Linked DNA regions of Homo sapiens: region 2 is linked to region 1. The links are chromatin loops, found by intact Hi-C in ENCODE. Cell type or tissue: CD4-positive, alpha-beta T cell. All regions are shown on one strand. Each heading gives the region's core, and the rest is flanking DNA. Links, peaks and the distances in the headings are about the cores only. Region 1 overlaps CD6 (CD6 molecule). Region 2 overlaps LINC02954 (long intergenic non-protein coding RNA 2954).

Evidence for each region. Hi-C counts contacts between places; a loop is a spot of excess contacts. Peaks named below come from ENCODE experiments on the same cell type or tissue, not always from the same donor. Only the 100,000 strongest peaks of a DNase experiment are listed, where the experiment ranks them.
Region 2: a loop joins it to region 1, with 2.9 times the contacts of the local background. A loop is called at or near these places in 11 of 110 quality-filtered maps.

The regions. Positions count from the first base shown.
Region 1 is chr11:60,983,061-60,991,391 of GRCh38, reverse strand. All of the region lies in intron 1 of CD6 (CD6 molecule), which reads right to left. It also overlaps the pseudogene RNU6-933P. Among named protein-coding and RNA genes, the nearest start is that of CD6, 16 kb to the right of the region's middle. RefSeq lists an enhancer at 1,964-2,053. In CD4-positive, alpha-beta T cell, for the core only: no CTCF peak of the experiment used is centred there; DNase peaks (open chromatin) are centred at 3,311, 4,231, 5,041, 7,031 and 1 weaker place; H3K4me3 peaks cover 5,264 bases; H3K27ac peaks cover 6,843 bases.
Region 2 is chr11:61,056,722-61,065,052 of GRCh38, reverse strand. It overlaps LINC02954 (long intergenic non-protein coding RNA 2954), which reads right to left. Exons shown (of 4, transcript NR_186234.1): 3 at 3,178-3,342. All of the region lies in intron 1 of LOC105369325 (a long non-coding RNA gene), which reads left to right. Among named protein-coding and RNA genes, the nearest start is that of LINC02954, 5.5 kb to the right of the region's middle. RefSeq lists enhancers at 3,043-3,282, 3,633-3,872, 2,938-4,137, 7,823-8,323. In CD4-positive, alpha-beta T cell, for the core only: no CTCF peak of the experiment used is centred there; a DNase peak (open chromatin) is centred at 3,662; H3K4me3 peaks cover 826 bases; H3K27ac peaks cover 2,341 bases.

The sequences.
Region 1 (8,331 bases), core at 327-8,326:
CACCTGAGGTTGGGAGTTCAAGATCAGCCTGACCAACATGGAGAAGCCCTGTCTCTACTAAAAATACAAAACAATTAGCCAGGCATGGTGGCGCATGCCTGCAATCCTAGCTACTCGAGAGGCTGAGGCAGGAGAATCGCTTGAACCCAGGAGGTGGAGGTTGCGGTGAGCCGAGATTTAGCCATTGCACTCCAGCCTGGACAACAAGAGTGAAACTCCGTCTCAAAAAAAAAAAAAAAAAAGAAAGAAAAAGAAAAGAAAAGAAAGAAAGAAAGAAAAGGAAATGGCTGATGATACCTCATAGATTTCAAGAGGCTCATACCTTGATCTGAAAGCTATACCCTTTTGTATAAATTATAGAAAAAATTGTTCACATGCAGATGTGTGCAGGGATACTTTCTGCGGAACTGTTTGTAACAGAAGAAAATTAGAAGTACTCTAACCATCCATCAGCTGGAAATAAACAGACTGTATTGTATCATAGGCTGGATTATTCCATTGCAGGAATGAACTAGATGCATATCTATCCACTTGGTTAGATTTTGAAAACAAGGAGAAAAGTATAATAAGTTTCAGAACAATATGTCCAGTAGGGTACAATTTATATAAAATATAGTACATGTCTCAATACCATCCATTGTGTATGGAGACACTTTTTGTGTAATAGGAGTATAAAAATGTGGGAGAAAAGGGTACACACACCACACTTTGGAGTGTGTGTTCTAGGGAGGAAAGGATAAGAATTATTTCAACAGTATCTGTATGGTTTTCTTTCTTATTAATATAGATCTGAGCAAATACGGCAAAAGTGTAAACATTTTCTAAGTCTGGGTGGTGAGGACGCATTGGGTTCATTAAAACATTCTCAGGCCAGGCGCGGTGGCTCACGCCTGTAATCCCAGCACTTTGGAAGGCCGAGGCAAGTGGATCACTTGAGATCAGGAGTTCAAGACCAGTGTGACCAACATGGTGAAACCCCATCTCTACTGAAATACAAAAATTAGCCGGGTGTGGTGGTGTGTGCCTGTAGTCCCAGCTACTTGGGAGGCTGAGACAGGAGAATCACTTGAACCCAGGAGGCAAAGGTTGCAGTGAGCCGAGATTGCACCACTGCACTCCAGCCTGGGTGACAGTGCGAGACACCATCTCAAAAGCAAATAAACAAATAAACAAATGTCATTCTCAATGCATTTCTGTATGTTTGCAATATTCCTCTCTAACGAAATGTCTGGAAGATTCTACAAGAGGCTAGTAACAACAGTTATCTTTGAAGGTAGCTATTGATAAATTTTTAAATTTTTCTGTTTTTGTATTTTCTAAATTCTGTACTATTTTTACTAAATAAAATTTTAGTAAAATAAAATAAAACAAAATAAAAACAAAAAAATTTTAAAATAAAAGCATATATGAAAAACCTTTGTAAATTGTCCGAGTCATATCAATGCACCCTGCCAACGATTTTTCTGCCCTTCTCTGGGTAAGAAAGCCATGGGTTTTTATAGTTTTAAATTCTTGAATCTCCTTAACAATGCTCAGAAGTAAGCACTGTTATTATCACTATCGTGCAGGCGGGGAAATGTAGGATTCAAGAGACAAGGAACTTTCTGGGACAATAGAGCCCCTAAGAGGCAGAGCAGGGATTTGAACCCAGAAAGAGGGTTTCCTGGGCTCTGATAAACACCTCAGGGTGTGCTGTGAATGCTCAACAAATTCTAGTTACTCTTATTATTAATGGAAGTCCCTAGAACTCACTTCACCTCCCGCAGCATTTCTTGAGCCATGCTGCGCTCTGCCGTGGAAAGTAAAGGTAATAGAGCCCGTGGTCCAGCCTGGAGGCCAGATGTTAAGAGCTGACTCGAATGTTGTCTCTCTGAGGTAGGTGCAGAGGCAGGAGACATGCTTGAGGAACCTGGAGGAGGGACAGGGCTGCTCTGCAAGTGGTGGGGCTGGTGAGTGAGTCCAGGAAGGTATTGCCGGGGAGGTGCCCTTTGGGCCAGGACTTCAAAGTCAAGGAGCATTTCGCTGAGGCAAGGGAAGCAGATCCACATTTCCCGAGGACTTCCTCTGTGCCGAGTGCTTCCTCTGTGCTGAGTGCTTTACAGACGTTGCCTCATGGCTACCTTGTGAGGAGACACTATTATGAAACCCATTTTACAAAGAGGCTCAGGGAAATTAAGTTCCTAGCCCACGGTCACATAGCCTGGCATTGATAGAGCCAGAATTCAAATCCAAATTTGAATTTGTTCCCCAGATTCACTCTTTCTACTCTTCAGGCGCCCTCAACAAGTAGCAAGAGTTAAGAAGGCATTCTAGGGAGAGGGCACAGCTCGAGCAAACACCTGGAGGTGGGACAGAAGCTGGTGGGCCAGGCTAGACACTCAAGGTATTAAATTCAAGAATAGAATTCCCCAGAGCAAGACCCTCTGTGCAAAGGCTGGGCTAGGTTTCTGCAGGCTGGAGGAGGGGAGTGAGGAGGGGAGTGAAGGCTGAAACTGCTGAGCTCTCAGCGATTTTCCAGGGGGCCTGCCCCCACCCACTGGCTCTCAGGAGGGGCCCTGGTTCTAGGTCTCCCAGAGCTGCAGCAGAAGCAGTTTTAGCTTGTGTGTGGGCAAGGGGTGAAAATCCTCCCCGCTCCAAGGGGTGATGCTGAGACCTTTCCAGGGTGGCCTAAAGCCCCCTAAGAGAAGGCCCCCTTGAGATCAGACATCCAGAAGCCATCAGACATCATCAGCATCCATCCTTGGAAGGAAACACAGCCTCTCCAGAGCAGGTGGGAGTGTAGGCTGGGCTGGGACCAGAAAGTCTCCTTGGGGTGTCAGGGACCGGCCCTGGCAGCTACGCTCACCAGACACATGTCCTGTGCCCATCCATGTCCTAACAACAGCCCCCTCCTCACCTACCACTCACCTCCTCTCTTTAAATAAATCCAGATTCAAAGAGAACCTGGGGGAGGCACCAGGGATGTTCAGACTAATGCTTTGTGGCCACCTTGCGTCCTTAACAGCTGGGGGCTGACAGCGGCCAATGGCCATGTGGATCTACGTGGCTCAGAGTGCCAGTGGATTCAGGAATTCAAATTCAGGAAAAAAATATGGGTTCCTTGGAAGGAAGGTAACATCTGAATGCCCACTGTGTGCCCCAGCTTTATGTATACAGCACGCACCGTCTTATTCATCTCCATGAGGAGCCTGTGAAGGCTCAGTGTTCCAGATGAGAAAACTGAGGCTCCGCAGCATGAAATGACTTGCCCAAGGCCACAGTTACTAAGAGGCGGAGCCAGACTTCCAGTCTCTCTAATCTGATCTCACACTCTCAGCTCTCAGCCCACACGGCTGTCCCCTACTCCTCTTCACAAGTCACTTACAGGATGCTTCTGAGGCGGCTCAAAGTCCTTCTGAGTTCCCATCTATCTTAACCCTTGGTCAGGGAGATGCCACTCATTCATTCCATTCTCTCAGCTAGGCTCTGGGCCAGGCCCCATGCCCTGGTGGAGGATACAGATGCACTCGTGGTTGATTACGATCAGTTATAAATGCTATCCTTGGGCTTGGAACTAAGTACTCTGGAAAAAAAACAGAGTTAGGAGGGAATAACTGACTCCAAGAAACAGGGGACAATTGGGAAGGGTTTTAGAGGATGAGTAGGAGTTCTCAGGGGTAAGAAATCGATGGAAAGATACCTCTTTCCAGGCCTTTGCCAAATAACCTGAGATATCTAACTTGCATCTCTCCAGAGGATGAGTGGGCTAGGAGGAGAGATTAAGTAGGGCAGTGACCCACCTCTTTCTCCATACCCCCCCACCATACACACACACCACACACACATACATACATGTACACACACACACCCTACACACACACCCTATACACACTACATACATTGCTACGAGTTGTTGAATTGTTCCCCTCCTCTTAAAACAGTCCTAATTTCCAGTACCCCAGAATGTGAGCTTATTTGGAAATAGGGTCTTTATAGGGGCAATCAAGTTAGCATGAGGCCATCAGGGCAGGCCCCAATTCAATATGACTGTTGTCCTCACAGAAGTGGGAAATTTGGACACAGGCACATGCACATAAGAACACCATTTTAAGATAAGGCGGAGATTGGGGCAATGTTTCTATAAGTCAAGAAATGCCCAAGATTGCCAGCAAGCCACCAGAAGCTCAGAAGAGAACAGCTTCTCAGAAGGAACCAGTCCCACTGACTCTTTGATCTTGGACTTTGAGCCTCCAGAACTGTGAGACAATACATTTCTGGTTTTTTTGTTTTTGTTTTTGTTTTTTTGAGATGGAGTCTCGCACTGTGGTGCCATCTCGGCTCACTGCAACCTCTGCCTCCCAGGTTCAAGCGATTCCCTTGCCTGAGCCTCCTGAGTAGCCGGGATTACAGGCGCGTGCCACCTCACCCAACTAGTTTTTGTATTTTTAGTAGAGACGGGGTTTCACCACGTTGGCCAGGCTGGTCTTGAACTCCTGACCTCAGGTGATCTGCCCGCCTCAGCCTCCCAAAGTGCAGGGATTACAGCTGTGCGCCACGGCGCCAGGGAGAGACAATACATTTCTGTTGCCCTGGCCACTCAGTTTGTTGCAGCAACTCTAGTAAACTAAACCACAGGTGTACCTGCAACAAAAGCTGCCTCCGGGGCAGAAGGTGGGAGCTGAGAAGAGCTTCTAGGGCATTCTGGATTAGGGGCGTTGAGAGCGGGGGAAGGAACCCGTAAGAGGGAGAGATGTGTCCCTCTTTCACTTCCAGATGCCATAGAGTCTACAAACCCACAAGTGTTTCTCGGAACTGAATTTCAACACTATGTTGACATGGTTAGGGCTGAGGCAGCCCCCACAGATGCAGGTGACTAAAAGTTCCATAGAGATCTTCAGGGAAGGCTTTAGCATCTACCTAGAGCGCAAAAGCTGAAGAGTGACATGGCCACACCCATTTTACCTCAGAGAGCTTTGGGAACTTGCCCAAGGTCATGGCGGAAGTGGTGGAGCCTGGAGTCAAGGCTGGTCTCAGAGCCACCTGACAAGTGTGGATCAACACCAGCCCGGCACCCATCAGCCACCCACCTTCCTGCTGGTGAGACTGAAGGCCCATGACGCTCCACAGACTCAAAAACTTCCTCCTTCAAGAACAAACAGCCGGGTTGTGTGAAGGTGCTGGCTGAGACTTCTTTTCTCTCTTTGCATTCCTTCTAATGTGGTTGTTATAACGTTTTTACAATAAGGATGACTAATGTTTACATCACATCTGAATTTTCAGCTAGCATTGGGTGGGAGTGATACCGAGGGTGAGTAGAATGGAGAGCAGCTATTACCAGGACCTTGGGTAAGTCCTTGCCCCGTTCCAAGGCCTCAGTTTCTCCATGGTTAAATGGGTGGGCTGGGCCTGTCAAATCCTTCCACCAGTTAGCAAAATGCTTCTCAAATCAGGTCTGAGTCAGAAAGACAGTTTAACATATAAGATTAAATGGAACTGAATCATGCAGTAAACAAATTATTCCTTTTCCAATTTTTCTGTCCGACTGCATTAAGGAGAAAGTCTCATTGTGCTGCTACTTAGTCTTTAACACCTAACACTTTTTGTTAAATTTTATTTTTGCAGAGATGGGGACATGCAATGTTGCCCAGGATGCTCTTGAACTCCTGGGCTCAAGCAACCTGCCTGTCTTGGCCTCCCAAAGTGCTGGCATGACAGGCATCAGCCACTGTGCCTGGCCACCTAACACTTCTTAATGAATGGAGAGACAGCTCATGCTTGGACGGCAGGCTATTTAATGACACTTTTGGTTTCAGTGTTTTCTTTGTTTATATATATATATTCTATTTACTTAAGTAGTATTGGTTTGAGATACATGATAGTGACAGATTTCTAAGTTCAAATAAACTTAAGTTTATAAAAGGAGAGGGTGGCCGGGTGCGGTGGCTTATACCTGTAATCCCAGCACTCTGGGAGGCTGAGACGGGCAGATCACCTGAGGCCAGGAGTTTGAGACCAGCCTGGCTAACATGGCGAAACCCCGTCTCTACTAAAAATACAAAAATTAGCCAGGCAATGGTGGTGCATGCCTGTAATCCCAGCTACTTGGGAGGCTGAGGCAGGAGAATCACTTGAACCCGGGAGGCAGAGGTTGCAGTGAGCCAAGATGGCACCATTGCACTCCAGCCTGAGCGACAAGAGCGAAACTCAGTCTCAAAAAAAAAAAAAAAAAAAAAAAAAAGGAGTGGGTGCAAGCTTCGGCGGTACATATACGAAAACTGGAACAATACAGAGAAGATTAGAATGACCCCTGTACAGGTATGACACGTGAATTCGTGAAGCGTTCTATATCTTTGTTTAAAAAAAGAAAAAAAGGAGTTGATGTACAAAATTCTTAAGTAATTGTATATGCATGAAGGGCAAATGAAATCACATCCTTCTACACCTAAAACTCTCTGATGAGCTCCCATTTCCCTTGGATTAATTCCAAACCCTATTATCTATGCCCTCAAGCCCTGCCAGCCTCTCCAACTCCATCTCCTTCACTCCTCCATCAGTCTGAAATCAATCTCATTCCTGCCTCAGGGCCTCCGCCCCTGCTCCTCCCCCTGACGGGAATGTCCTCTCCCTGATCTCAGCATTCCCAGCTCATCTCATCACTCAGGTCTATATCCCCTCCGAGGTTCTGCCTGTGTCTCCAGTGCAACCGCTCTCAGTCCCCTTACTTTGCCTGATTTCCCTTGGTGCACATATCCCTCTCTGAAATGATACTATTTTAAAAATGTGTTTATGTTTTTGGTCTATTTTCCCTATTAGAATAGAAGCTTCTTGAAGACCGGGACTTTGTCCCGTATCCTCAGTGGCTGAAAAAAAGTGCCTAACACATACTAGTAGCTCAACAAATGAATGGCAAAACTGTAAAGATGGAGGGAGAACTAGCCCTAAGGTGGAGAGGTGCTGACCCGGACTCCAATATCCGAGGCGGGGCAAGACAGCAGCCACCAGAGGCACAGTGGAAAGGGAGCTCAAACCTTGGCCTCATTAGTACCAGCCTGCCATGCACTGAGCCACCTGCCTCCCTCCCACGGAGGCAGCAAAGAGAGCCGAGTCAGCAACTATTAATGAAGAAGGAATGGTGGAATTATAATATCACCACCAGGTAACCATCCTTATAATAACTGATTCCGGCAAGAATCAACAATAATGTTACAACTAGTGGGCAAAGGTTTGAGGAAGAGTAAGATATTTACATATTCTCAAAGAATCTACCCACAAGATACATGTTAATTACAAAGGAGGAAATTATCTTTACAGCAGAGAAATCTAGCAGACAACACCTTAGCCAAGCAAGTTAGACCACCGGAGAGGGGACATGGAGAGCCCATGTGCCTCCTGATATGATTCACTGGGAAGGACAAAACGTGCTTCTGTGATATTCCTGCCAAACAGGCATGACTTAAATGGAACCATGAAGAACCATCAGACAACCCAGATGAGGGCCATTTTACAGAATAACTGCTCTATGCTTCAAAAAGATCAATGACATGAAAGAGAAAGAAAATCTGAGAAATCATTCCAGATTCAAGGAGAATAGAGAGACGAGAATTAAACGCAGCATACTGAACAAAATTTCTTTTGTCTTAGAAGATATTATTGGAACCATTGGCAAAATCTGAATAAATTCTGTCGATTATCCAATAGAATTGTATCAGCATTAATTATCTGGTTTTGATAAGTACACTGTGGTTATGTAAGAAAATGTCCGTATGTAAAAAAAAAAAACAACAACAAAAACACACGTTGGGGTATTTAGGAGAAAGGGACATTACAACCTTCTCTCAAACAGTTTAGGGGGAAAGCAATAGAAAAACAGACACATTGAGAGGAAATAATAAAGCAAATGTGGAAAATTGTTAGCAGTTGGAGAGTCTGAGGGAAGAGCATGGGGAAATTCTTTGTATTGTTCTTGCAACTTCTCAGTAAGTCTGAAATTAGCCTGAAATTAAAAGTTAAGTGAAAAAACAGGCCAGGTGCAGTGGCTCGCGTCTGTAATCCCAGCACTTTGGGAAGCTGAGGCAGGAGGATCGCTTGAGGTCAGGAGTTAAAGACCAGCCTGACCAACATGGTGAAACCCCGTCTCTACTAAAAATACAAAAACTAGCGTGGTGGTGCGGGACTGTAGTCCCAGCTACTCGGGAGGCTGAGGCACGAGACTCGCTTGAACCTGGGAGGTGGAGGTTGCAGTGAGCCGAGATCACAACACTGCACTCCAACCTGGGCAACAAGAGTGAGACTCCGTCAAAAAAAAAAAAAAAGTGAAGTAAAAAAACAAAGAGGAGGCAGAGCCTGAGGACT
Region 2 (8,331 bases), core at 31-8,030, 74 kb before region 1:
AAGTGATCTTCCCACCTCATCCTCCCGAGTAGTTGGCACCCCAGGCACACACCACCATGTCCAGCTAATTATTATTATTATTATTTTTTTTTGTAGAGACGGGGTCTCGCTATGTTGCCCAGGTTGGTCTCAAACTCCTCGGCTCAAGCAGTTCTCCTGCCTTGGCCTCCCAAAGTACTGGGATTACAGGTATGAGCCACAGTGTCCGGCCATAATCAGTGTTTCATACCATCAGATCTGGTACATGGATTGAAACCTGTTTGCTAATTCCAGTCTACATGGAGCCAACCACTATGAAAACCTGGAAACTTGGTTGGGTTTTTTAGCTTTTATCTTGGTCTCTGGCTTGATTGAATGTAGATGCTCATGGGGTAGAATCTGAGCGCTCAAGACACGACCACCCAGTGCCTCCTGAAATATCACTGTTAGTCACTCCTTAGGGTGCCCTTTCAAAGTAGGAAATGCGGGAATCTTTTTGAATAGCACCTTCGTGTGGATTTTATAGCCTAAGAAAGGGTCCTGGGATAGCAGCAGAGCTGGGAAACTTTGGGAAGGGAGAGAAGGAAAGATGGAGGGCTCGACCCTCTCTGCAGACTTCCAGCCGGGGGACCAGCCCTGGATTGAAAAACAGGCAAGTGGCCAGGCGCGGTGGCTCACACCTGTAATCCCAGCACTTTGGGAGGCCGAGGCAGGCAGATCACCTGAAGTCAGGAGTTTGAGGCCAGCCTAGCCAACATGGTAAAACCCTGTCTCTACTAAAACTACAAAAATTGGCTGGATGTGGTGGCACGTGCCTATAGTCCCAGCTACTCAGGAGGCTGAGGCTGGAGAATCACTTGAACCTGGGAGGCGAATGTTGCAGTGAGCAGAGATCACGCCACTGTACTCTAGCTTGGGCAATAGAACGAGACTCCGTCTCAAAAAAAAAAATATAGTAAAATAGGCAAGCAATGATGAAGAGGACACATAGCAACAGGGCCTCTCACATCCACAGGTCACTTCCCAGTGTACAAAGCGCTCTCATTTAAAAGATGAGGAGACAGACACAGAGAAGCTCAGCCAGGCATCAGTGCCACACAGCAAACAGGCAGAATTGTCAAATGTGACCCTAACACCCAAGACCTTTCCACAGCTGAGTGAAGTGTTGTCATAGATCTCCTAGTTGTCAAATTACTTTCCTGCTTTTTTTTTTTTTTTTTTGAGACAGAGTCTCGATCAGTTGCCCAGGCTAGAGTGCAGTGGCGTGATCTCGGCTCACTGCAACCTTCGCCTCCCGGATTCAAGCAATTCTCTTGACTCAGCCTCCCGAGTAGCTGGGACTACAGGCGCCCGCCATCATGCCTAGCTAATTTTTTATTTTTGTAGAGACAGGGTTTCACCATGTTGGCCAGGTGGTCTTGAACTCCTGACCTCAGGTGACCCGCCTGCCTCGGCCTCCCAAAGTGCTGGGATTACAGGCGTGAGCCACCACCGTGCCCCACCCTTTTCCTGCTTCTTTCCTGACCACACCATCAGCAGGTCTGTAACTGCTGCTTCTCTGCAGCGTCCCAGAACTAAGCACGTGAATGGCACACGTGAAATAGAAACATGATGTGTCTTTCTCACTCGTGGTCCATGGGGCTTGGCCCCATCTCCCCAACTGGAGGGAAGCTTCTCGTGGCACCATGATCTCGGGCTGTCCCCTCTGCCCACCTCCAGCCTTCCTAACAGTGCTCCATGGTTCAGTGTGGCTTCAAGTTGAAAACATGGTGGGCAGGAGAGGTTTTGGGGGCTGGGAGTAAAGTGAAGTGGTTGACCTGGCCACTGTTTTTTAAGCCTCTGCGACTGGTTTGGTTTAACACTGAAGTGGAATCTGTGTATTAAATGCTGTAATGCCTTAAAATTAACTCCCCCGAGAGCATCTGCCTAATTTTTCTCCTTTGGCTCTATGTAAGTTGCCTTGGCAGGGTCTCTGCGAATCTTAGTCTTCCATATGAAAAAGTACTGCTTGCTAAGTATAGCTTATATCCTGAGCCCCAGGGAGAAAATAGAGAAAAGATTTCCGGTAAAATCAACCTCCGTAGAAGTTCAGTAGAGGGACCTCTTCACACTTGCCCCGGTTCTGATCCTGCATGAACAGTACTTTATCCTCTCCTCCTCTTCCCTGCTGCAGTCTTATGCTCCATGCAGTCCCTCTTCCAGGGAGCTGCTGGACTCATCTCCACGCAGTAGGAGTCTGGCTGCATCACCACTGCCCTCCTCTTACTGGAAACGCTTCAGTCCAAGTTCTGTAGCTCTGTGCCCTGACTCTGCCCTGTCTCACACACACCAGGCAGGTCACGTTGGTGGATTAATGGGACTGGATGAAGGGGACATCAGGCAGTGGAAGTGGCTGTACGGAAACAGGGTGAAGGCTACACCCCATCTAAAGAGAACCAACCCAACTCTGATTATTGCCATGGAAGAATATGGCCTCCATGTTTCCAGATCCTGATTGTTCAACATAATTTTGGGAATCTGAGTTTTTATATGAAATAGCCTAATTTTCAAGCGTTGGTTTATATATATATCTTAAAACACTATATGGGCCATCAACAAAGCGTGTCTGTGGGCCACACACCCACATGTTGGGACCACTTTTGCCCTTTGCTGTGTGGCCCCAAGATGTTGGCAGCTCTCCATAAATGCCATGCCCTTTCCTCTCTGTGACTTTCTCCGTCCTGATCCCTACGCTGTCTTTGGCAGGTCAGCTTGTCCTCATATAGTGCTTGTAACAGCTATGTGACTTTGGGCCAGTTACTCACCATCCTGATGCCTCAGTTCCCTCCTCTATGAAGTGGGAATAAGGGTGACTGGGAAGAATACGTGAGTTAACAAATGCAAAGTGTTAGAAAACGCTGCACATATTGTTCATCAGTGTCATCATCGTCATCATCCTTATTATTGTCCTCCATCTAGTCTTGGCTGTCACCTCTGAGATGCCTGCCTAGACTCCTTGAAAGCAGGCTGTCCCCACCCCACCCCAATTCTGTAACACCCCAATCCCCACAGCCATCTCACTGCATTATCTGTTGGCTTCTCAGTACGCCCTGGACTGTGGGCACCTTGAGAGGAGGAATATCTTTCTGTCCATACACAACTTCGAACAAACACTTGGCCCAGAAGAGGCCTCCATAGAGGCTTACTAAGTGGATGCACCTTTCATGAATGGTGGTCTGGAAGCCTGATACCACTTGATATTTCCATCCAGATGTTATTGTTACCACCCAGGCCAAGAATGTGCTTCTTCTGGAGGCACAACAAGGTGGGGCTTGTCTGGCTGCACCACAGCATAATATCTATCCCTCCTCACAGCTCTGCTCTCTGATGGAAGCAAGGAAACAGGAAGTGAAATTGACAGGCACTGACCAACCTGGTTTCACATCAGGGGTGAATGAAAAGGACGAGCCCCCCTCCCTAGGGTGGGGCGGGAGGGAGGTGGGAGTGGGGGTGGGGATGGGACATGAGTCATGATGTGTCACTGAGATTTTTTTGGATGCATTTTTCAGTTTCAAAAGCATGAGGCGTTATTACTATGGGTTGAGAACCTGGAGTGCCAAATGACTGTGTCCCAAACAGGATGGCGCAATTGGTGTCTGGTAAAGTACCTGGGAGTTTTCTTTGTTCCAAGTGGGGTTTGTGGCTCAGCACAGGGGCCTTACAGTGATGTTATGGTCCCCATACAGTAGCGATCCGGAAGATCTGTGCCCTGACTAATTCTTCTGCCCTTGAGCTGGTGTTTAAAAGAAAAAAAAAAACCCTCTGTGGTCGCAACCAAGATGTAATGATAGACTTTGAGCCCCGAGAGTCTCACCCAGCCTACTCCGGCACGTTTTGGGATGCTGCGAAACTGAATTGAGGTGCCTGTCATCATAAGAGAACTGAACGAGTGGGGGTAAGAATTAAGATCAGCAAGAGCTGTGTTTCTCGCTGGTTGTACAAACAGGCACTTGCCGGAAGCTGCCTCAGTGGGAACAAGGTGGAGCTTCATGAGGGCCCTGTTGAGTCTTTGCTGGGAATGATGGAGGTTTTTTCCATTTTCTCATTTTCCATTACTCTAATATGGTTATAACCTGGGACTTTTTGTGTGTGGGGTCCTGGAAGGATGTTTGTGATATTCAGGAGTTCTGGTGGGAGTCGGGTAGGGTGTGGATAGGGTGAACCTGAAACTTGCCCCAAATTTGTGTTCCATTCATCAATACCAATTACCCACCACATCTTTTAGCATTTATTCAAGAAATGCATGTTGTGGCTGGAAGAATATGGGATTTGGAGTCCACTGTGCCTGGTCTTTCCTGGACAACTGGGTTGGACAAATTCCTCTACCTCTCTGAGCCCCGTTTCTTCATCTTCAATAATGCGTTTGTGATGTAGAGCTTTTGGGAAATAATTAAAGGGATGATGTGCAGACAGGTCCAGACAGACTGACCACAAGGCTGGAGAAGGTCAGTCTTAGGACCCTCCCAAGGCCATTTATCTTTTTTTTTTTTTTTTTTTTGAGATGGAGTCTAGCTCTGTCGCCCAGGCTGGAGTGCAGTGGTATGGTCTTGGCTCATTGCAACCTCCGCCTCCCGGGTTCAAGAGATTCTTGTGCCTCAGCCTCCTGAATAGCTGGAATTATAGGCGTCTACCACCATGTCTGGCTTATTTTTGTATTTTTAGTAGAGACAGGGTTTCACCATGTTGGCCAGGCTGGTCTAAAACTCCTGACCTCAAGTGATTCACCCGCCTTGGCCTCCCAAAGTGCTGGGATTACAGGCACCCTTTATCTAATTTTATTTGTGTATTATCATATTTTTTAAAGAGGGACCCCCAAATTGTATAGGCTTCAGGCTCAACAGAACCTGGACCCAGCCTTGATCTTGTATCTTGAATAATGAAGAACTGGCTCTGGGAGTAAGTGCTGGAATCCTGGCTTCATCTGTCGATAGGGTCCCGCTATTGGCATGCTGTATTTGTTCACCTCATATGCAGTTGCTACGAAGAGCATTTACTTATTACCCCAAATGGGAATCACACCCCTGGGACCAGCCACCCTGTGTAGATAATAACTATGGATAATCCTTGCTAGAAAATAAAAGGTCCAAGGTGATATATATATATATATATATATATATATATTATTTTTTAATTTGCTTCAGTGGCAGAAACAGGAGTAGATGTGAAGGGCTTGGTCCTAGTTGAGAAGTTTCTCAACTGATAATGACGGTTAACATGTACATCAGCTACTACAGGATCTCACAGGTGGGGTTATCAATGGATAGGATGAGGATCTGTGAAGTGGGCAGGGCAGAGGTCATCATGATCCCCTTTTAGCAGATGTACAAACAGACCCAGAAAGGTCAAGGAGGTCATTGGAGGATGCACTGCCACGAAAGGCACAGCCAAGATTCAAATGCAAGTCATCAAAACTCCAAATGTAGTGCTCCTTCAAAGCGTACCACATTGCCTCTCCAAGAAGCTGAGCACAAGAAAGATGGCAGGGTGGAGCTGCTGACAAGTATTTGTTCTTTATGCAGAGTGACCCCATTTTAAGGCTGCCTACTGCGGTGGACGAGAGCAGAGTGGATGGTAGGGCTCTGTTTACTGAGCATTTCTGCCTGCTGGACTCTGTGCCCGGTGGAGCTCACGCAGCCCTCTCAATGCAGCCAGGTACACATCAGTCTCTCGGGTTTATGGAGGAGGAATCTGAGGCTCACACAGGTGGCAGAGGCTCTTTGCTTCCTCCACTCTCTTTCCTTAGTTGTCAGGGTTCGAGGTTAATCTGATGAGGTTGGCAACCTCAACTTGTGGAAAACCAAAACCCCAACTGAGTGTCTTTTATTCTTTCTTTCTTTCTTTTTTTTTATTAGAAGAAAGGGTCTCACTATGTTGCCCAGGCTGGCCTCGAACTCCTTGTCTGAAGCAATCCTCCCGCCTCAGTCTCCCAAAGTGCTTGGATTGCAGGCATGAGCCACTGCACCCGGCTGTGACGACCCTTTGATTCTGCGACTCTATTTCTCCTGACTGACTGTTGAATTAAGACTTTGGTATTGCGTAGGAGGAGATTTTCTTGTGTTTTGATTAATGTTGAACGTTACTCATCTAAGAGGTTAATGTGGAACATCCGTTGCAACTAATCTACCTATACACCTTCAGTCGGGGTACTTACCAGTGCTAGGAAGACTCCTAGGATGTCAGGATGAGAAGGGGCTTTCGAATGTGTCTATTCCAGGGGCTGCAAACCTAGGCACCTACAGGGGTCAGGCAGATGTCTATACCCTGTGATCAGGCCAGGCCAGGTACAAGCCAACAGGGTGTGGCAGGGCCGTGGCATTCAAATTCAAGAACGTCAACACTCTACTGACCGAACAAAACTTGTCATATAGAGAAAATGTGGCCCACCTGCTGTCAGTTTACAACTCAAATGCGGGCAGACCCCTTCATCACACCACCAGTTACTTTGCTGAGGTCCTGAGGGTGAAAGTAACTTGCCCGGCTGGGCGCGGTGGCTCACGCCTGTAATCCCAGCACTTTGGGAGGCCGAGGCGGGCAGATCACGAGGTCAGGAGATCGAGACCATCCTGGCTAACACGGTGAAACCCCGTCTCTACTAAAAATGCAAAAAAAATTAGCCGGGCATGGTGGTGGCGGGCGCCTGTAGTCCCAGCTACTTGGGAGGCTGAGGCAGGAGAATGGCATGAACCCAGGAGGCGGAGCTTGCAGTGAGCCGAGATCACGCTACTACACTCCAGCCTGGGTGACAGAGCGAGACTCCGTCTCAAAAAAAAAAAAAAAAAAAGAAAATAACTTGCCCAAGGTCAAGTTAGACCATGAATGAGTTCACCCAGTCTTGTTTGTTGTTGTAAATTAAAAAACAAAACAAAACACCTACATTTGGATGTAAGGTTTTATAGTTTAGTGTGGTCTCACAAATTATTTTAGTGGGTGCTCATGATATCTTCACTTTAAATATAAGGAGATCGAGGTTCCGAGAGTTTAGCTAACTTCAACTCCATGTTGGGTGACCCCATATCCTGCTTGCCTGGGACAGTCCTGACCAACACTGTCCTATCATCATTATTAATAGCTTAAAAGCCTCTTTTACTCTTCAAAGTGTCCTGCTTGGGGGATAAATCACAGGCCACACTATGGGCCTCAGCCCAAACCATAGGCGGGACTCAGCCGTTTTCCTGGCCTCCTGAGGCAACACGCCTAGTGCACGGCTGTGCAGCTCCGACTCCTGATCTGAGACTCTTTCCTCCTGTGTCTTCTTGTGAGAAGGACGGCAAGGTAGGTGGAGCAGTGTGGCTGTAAAAAGGAGCGTGGACTGCGGTGTCCGTCTGACTTGAGTTCGAATCCTGGCCCTGCCACTTACCCGCCTGAGTTACTTAACCTCTCTGAGCGTCATTTTCCATGCCTGTGAAATGGAGGTAGTAACAACAGCTGCTTCATAGCCTTAGTTTGAGGATGCACTGAGAGAATGCACTCTTAGTGCTGTTGAGTGCTTGGAATCGGTTAACCTTGGGCCCCTGGGGGAAACGTCACATTCTAAAACATTTGAGGCAATCTGCAGCCTCTACCAGCACTGACACCTCCCTGAGGATGAGCAATGGCCTGACCAGCTCCCAGGGCAGGAAGCCGGGCCTCGGCCCACATGCTTGAGATGCTGGTGCCCGAGCCAGGCCTGTGGAACTCAGAGGGGTGGCACTGGGGATGTTTGTGACTCCTCGCTTGTTTCATGGAGGAGGTGGGTTTGGAGTTGAGTTTCTAGAGTGGGAAGGTGACAGGTGGGCTGAGGCGCACTCTGGGATCTGGGTAAGACCTGTTTCCCAGGAACTGCAGGGGCTGGTAAGGTACAGCCAGGGGGCTGGGGGTCAAGGAAGGCTGAGCCGGTGAGCCTGCCAGGGACACGGGGCGATGGGTGTTCTCCAGGTAATCCAGGGAGAAGCACCCGGACCCTAACCAAGCTGCAGCTCCATGGCAGAGGAGCCTGAAATCCAGCCTGGCTTCCTTTGGGGCTGTTCAGCATCTCCTGGGGAGCTTCAAATAAGAAATCCTTTTGTGCAGGCAGCACTCCAGGCTAAGTCAGGATTCTGGGGTAGGCACAGACCTCAGCAGTTTCTGCAGCTCCACTAGGGTTGAGCACCAGGGTTCCAGGCAGTGCGCCAGAGCTCAACCCCCTATCTGGGTCTGATCCTCATTTGCAGACCCATTTGTTACTGTGACGACTAATTATCATTGTGAGCAAATCGGGCAGTGCTGGAAAAGCCCTTTGTAAACCATTAAGGGCCCTGCAGGCATAAAGTCACAGTGAGCAATCCATCCGGCTGG